Linked DNA regions of Homo sapiens: region 2 is linked to region 1. A link is a contact called in ENCODE Hi-C data. All regions are on one chromosome and are shown on one strand. The core of a region is the stretch at or near the end of the contact, and the rest is flanking DNA. Distances in the headings are between cores, read along the strand shown.

Evidence for each region. Hi-C counts contacts between places; a loop is a spot of excess contacts on that map. Pooled maps may share reads with other maps.
Region 2: a map of CD8-positive, alpha-beta T cell shows a loop between it and region 1 (10-fold over the local background). The contact joins the promoter of LMBRD1 here to the promoter of SLC17A5 in region 1. A Hi-C loop is called at or near these places in 3 of 168 maps with a recorded cell type or tissue (CD8-positive, alpha-beta T cell and naive thymus-derived CD4-positive, alpha-beta T cell), 1 of 37 single-sample maps with no recorded cell type and 11 of 50 pooled maps.

Annotation. Positions count from the first base shown.
Region 1 is chr6:73,652,626-73,655,303 of GRCh38, forward strand. SLC17A5 (solute carrier family 17 member 5) reads right to left here and starts at 1,367. Exons shown (of 11, transcript NM_012434.5): 1 at 1,168-1,367. The coding sequence starts at 1,261. RefSeq lists a silencer at 813-1,482 and an enhancer at 2,482-2,571.
Region 2 is chr6:69,795,633-69,798,310 of GRCh38, forward strand. LMBRD1 (LMBR1 domain containing 1) reads right to left here and starts at 1,378. Exons shown (of 16, transcript NM_018368.4): 1 at 1,181-1,378. The coding sequence starts at 1,249. RefSeq lists enhancers at 329-885, 710-759, 886-1,441, 1,070-1,299.

The DNA.
Region 1 (2,678 bases), core at 117-2,616:
ATTTGAACACTACAAGCCACAGAAAATGATCAGTTTATGGAACTAAGTCCGACTTCCAGGTAAAACGTAACTATGGTATGGTATTTACAGTTTGTGTTGACTAAAATAAGCTCCCGGCTGCCAGATGGAGCTATAAGGTTGCCACCTCTACTGCCACCATCTGGTAACATTAAAAACAAATAAAAATATAGAAACTATACAATTCTGGGTTAGCCAAAGTCAAATTTCCAACACAACTCTTTCTCACGCACAGATCTTTGAAACTATAGAATGCATTCAAACTGATTTGTTCTTTAGTTTTCGTTACTTTTAAATAAACTATATTACAAAAGTGTCAAATAGCAAAATATTTTAATTTTCTCAAATTCAGGGAAGATGCTTTATGACGTACCTGCTTTTCGATTTGTTCCAAGACCTTTGGCAAATTACTTTAGAACTCCATAGGTATCTTGAGGATAACTGAACCTTTTCCTAACTTAAATCATAGACTGCCAGACGGAAAAAAAATGTCCTCGATGTTTTTAGTCTCTTACTGCACAATGTCAAGATATCAGCTGGGTTATACAATAGTTGCCCTCTGCATACTCACAAATGTTAACTCCAGTCCTTTTTTGTCTTCCCTCCCCGCCTAAGAAGCTACCAGGTCACATGCTGGCGGATACGCAGTGGCGGAAACCTAGCGGTGACAGGGAAGGACAGCCCTCTGCCTACTGATCTGCAGGTTTCTCCTCCAGTTTGCTCTTACACCGGGGTCCTCCGCTCGGACCTTAGCCCATTCATTTGATGATTCTCTCCCAGTTCGTTCTTCCACTGGGTCCCTTGCTCAGCACTACCCAAAATAACCACCAGCTCAGCGCCGGCTGCACCGCCGCTCCCCCGCCCCCGCCCCCGCCCCCGCCCCCGCCCGGTGGGGCTGCACCTGCCGAGGCCCCGGCTCGGCTCCGCGATCACGGTCGCGGCCCCCGGGGTTCCCGAGGGGCTTCTGCGCACCGAGGCAGGCGGGACTGAGCGGCACTCTGAACGGGCTCCCCTCTTAATGTCCCCTCGCGCCTGAGCAGCTCCGGTCCCGCCGGCGCAGGGTGCGGGTACCCGGGCCATGCCGGCCCAGAGACCGCCGCCCCCGGTACCGCTGCCCACTCGAAGCCCCTGGACGACCCCGCCGCTTACCGGCTTCGGCCCGTGGGGCGCCCGGTAGAAGAGGCGTGCGGTCCGTGCTCTCCTCGCCATCGTTCCGGGCCAGGTCTCGAACCGGAGACCTCATGACGCCTACGTGAGCAGGTGTACTCGCCACCTGGCAGAGAAGGGAGCGCCGGCCCGACAGCCCGAAGCCCCCGGGCCGAGCTGGCTGGACCGGGCGGGGCGGGGGCGATGACACCGCCCCGCGGCCACGTCTAGTCCCCGCGGTCCCGCCCAGAGGCGGCCGCGCCGACTCCGCCCCCGCCGCCATCTTAGGTGTGGGCAACTCTGGCTTGGGTTGGACTAGGGAAGCGGAGTTCTGGGAGTTCTCGTAGGATTGGCGCAAAGTGAGCCCGCTCCGCCCGCCGGTCTACGCATGCCGGGGAGCCGGTGTTCGGACGACCGTCTCCCGCTCCTGCACCCCCTTGTAAAGTGCAGGGGCCACCCTGCCCGCAGCGAGGATGAGTGGGGGCTTGCGGGCGGGCAGTGGGGACTTGAATTGCACATAATTAAGGGGAGGGCTTCGACCGAACTAGGGAAGTGGGTGGTGTGCATTTCACAACTTGACATTCGCTTGTTAGCGGTCAGTTGCCATACTGTTAGCAACCTTTGTACGATCTACCTCGTGACTGTGGCGGCATATTTACCTCGTGACTGTGGCGGCATATTGTCCCTAAAATAGCTTTTTTTTTTTTTTTTTTTTCTCCCAGGCAGGGTCTTGCTCTGTTGCCCAAGCTGGAATGCAGTGGCGCAATCGCAGCTCACTGCAACCTCCAACTCCTGGACTCAAGCGATTCTCTTCAGCTCCCCCAAGTAGCTGGGACTACAGGAGCATGCCACCACATCTGGCTAATTTTGTTTCTACTTTTTATTTTTGTAGAGGCTTGGTCTTATTATATTGCCCAAGCTGGTTTCGAACTCCTGGGCTCAAGCAATCCTCCTCGGCCTCCCAAAGTGCTGGGATTACAGGCGTGAGCCACTGCTCCTGGTCCTAAAATAGCTTTTAGGCGGAAAAACAGCAATGGAAATTTGTTGAGTCCTATGATGTTGCTGGTTTTATAGGTAAAAGTAATCAACATAGGTAGTTTCATATGGTTCGACCTATGGAATCCTCTGATGTATGTGTGCATGCTTTATCTCCACGATAGAATTTGGATAGATTGTGCTAGCATTTGCGGACTCTGAAAGTGAAACTAGGAAAACCCAGCTTGCCTTGGCAGGGCAGATCTGGATCCGCCAATAAAGGCTGTCTCTGTGGAGGTAGAAAATAAGATGTAGATGCTCTCGGAGAGTTTGGTGTAGACAGGGAAGACCCACAAGCCACTAATTCAGTAAACCAGGTTAGAAGCTTAGTGAGGTTCACGTGAGAACAAAGGGGAGGGTCCTTTACCTAGAAGGGAGGGCGAGGATTTCTGTAGGCATCCCTACCTCCAGATCAGTAAATGCTAGAAAAGTTCTCAAGTTAAAGCAGCAAATCAAGCCTTGTTTCTGAGTTACTGAAT
Region 2 (2,678 bases), core at 128-2,627, 3.9 Mb before region 1:
TGGGTGGCTGCAGAGACCACAGTCAACCTTTAGGGTTTCATTTCCTCCAAGAGAGGACTAACATGTTCCAGGGTAAAGGCAGTGTTTTTATCTGTGACAGTGATGGCAGTAACAAGAGGATCCTTTTCTTAAATTTTCACACCATTCTTTTCTTTTATTTTCTTTTTTTAGTCTCTACTGCAAAAATCTACTAGAACATACTACATAGGTACCAGACACCAACTGGATCTGACAATTAAAGTAAAACCAAACAAGCCTGATTTCCAGAACTGGAGGTTTTTGTTTTGCAATGCAAAAAGGTCAAAATACGTGAGAACAGAAAGTAACTACAGCCTCGGACGATGAGAAAAGAGAAGATTTGAGAAGGTAGAGAAGTTATGAAAGGAAATAAATTGAACTCCCAAATAAACCAAAGGGTTTTAATATGAACAGGGAAGTAATAGCCAGGCCACTCTGAGACATTTCTATCTACACTTTGCTCACTGAATATGCAGAAATAAGATCGTTGGAAAAGAAAGCACCTGAGGTCAGACAGGTAGTAGTATATACTCCGATACTGGTAATAAAGAGGGCTACAGCTCCGCCCTCCACAGGTATCTACACCAATCAAAAAAAGATTAGAAGAGAATGTGACACCTGGAAGTCAGAACGAGCAACTCACGTCATCAAGGCAGAATCACACAATGGGCACAGAGGTTGGAGACTCACTAGCCCCAAGGGTAGGGAAAATGAGGGAAAAAACATACAGAGAAGGTGACAAGTAAACAACGCCAGCGCCTACTTAACTTGCAAAGATCCAGCGCTGCCGCCCCACACCGTGTGACAATGTTTTACAGGGGACGAAAGGCCACCACATACTTCTCAACCCCGAGGGTCTCTTCCGCCCCCAAACCCCACCGGCCCCATTGCCCAAGTCAGCGATGACGGCAAGAGCTTCCAAAAAGGACCCTGCAACCCTAGACGTCATCGGTGAAATGACAGCAAAAGAGACCGGAAATCGACACCCCCCTGCCCCCGCCGCCCGCCCAAGCCCCCAACACTAAGGAGCCCTCCACAGTCCAAGCTAAAAGCGGGGCGGGGCGAAGAGGGTCTCCGGGGCCCGGAGAGGCCAACTGCAGGGCCTGCCCCTCCCTTCCTCCCCCAGTCCAAACATGGGGAAAACTCCAAGCGCCTCCCCTACCAGTAGTAAGAGGCCGAATATGCACCAGCCGATCACCAGCTCCGCCGAGGCCGCGCCAGAAGTCGCCATCTTCGCTTCCGGTCCAGACCAACCTGAGCGCCCGGGGTGGGGAAAGGGGAGGGGGAAAGGGGAGAGAGCGCGAGATATACTGCACCCGCGCACCCTAAAGGTTAAAGGGGCGGAGGGGGAGGAGCAAGTGGTTGCCAAGGAGACTGGACCCACTAGCGTCCCCTGGCGGCGAGCCGAGCGGGGGCGGGGCAGCAAGGACTGCTCAGGGGCGGGGCGCGTGCGGACGCAGTGACATCACCACGCTGCCCTCGCTGGCTTCCCTGCAAGCTGAGATGTGGGAGGGCTGCAGAGCAGGGTGTTGGCTCATAGCTGGGCAACCTATTGAGATATTTGACTCAGCCTAAGTTGATAGACTAGAACAGCAAGGGAACTCCACAAAGAATGGGCTAGGTGGACCTGGAGATCCAAGTCAATTTTAGAGGTTTATACTTCTTCACCAAAAGGAAGTTTGGCCCTCGTGTACAAGGTGGAATGTGTGTGATTAGCAGAACTCCTTACCAGGTTGCAAGAATGGCTGATGTCAGGCCTCTGAGCCCAAGCTAAGCCATCATATCCCCAGTGACCTTCACGTATACATCCAGCTGGCCTGAAGCAACTGAAGATCCACAGAAGTGAAAATAGCTTAGCTGATGACATTCCACCATTGTGATTTGTTTCTGCCCCACCCTAACTGATCAATGTTCTTTATAATCTCCCCCACCCTTAAGAAGTTTCTTTGTAATTCTCCCCACCCTTGAGAATGTACTTTGTGAGATCTACCCCCTACCCCCAAAACATTGCTCTTCACTCCACCTCCTATCCGAAAAACTGTAAGAACCAATGATAATCCCACCACCCTTTGCCGACTCTCTTTTCGGACTCAGCCCGCCTGCACCCATGTGAAATAAACAGCCATGTTGCTCACACAAAGCCTGTTTGGTGGTCTCTTCACACGGACGCATGAGACAGCTGACTCTGAATAAAAGTTGACTAGCTGCCCAAATCACTCTAATTTACTGGCACTGGTGCCCAGCCGGGATAACTGGTTGGCTGGACATGAACTTATCACATGATGTTATAGCCTTTCTATTCAGATGTATGCATGCCTGTGAATTTCCATGATAGCTTTGTATGTAAAGGTATATGCATCAGCAAACAAAACACACTGCCATAGGCCCACAATGAAGAAGAAGGAGGAAACTCTTGGGATGGCTTACCTGAGTCCACAGGGAGGAAACTCTTGGGATGGCTTACCTGAGTCCACAGGGGTGTGAGTGCATGTTTCACCACTGTGATGTAGTCAAGAAACAACTCTGAGAAAAAATACCATCATCTTTTTCCAATGTATTATGTGGTGATGAGTTATGCTCTACCTATAATCTACTTCCGGCTGGAAGCCTGAGGGAAAAAATAGGATGGTCCTTCCTGCCTGGACAGAATAAGAAGGGAA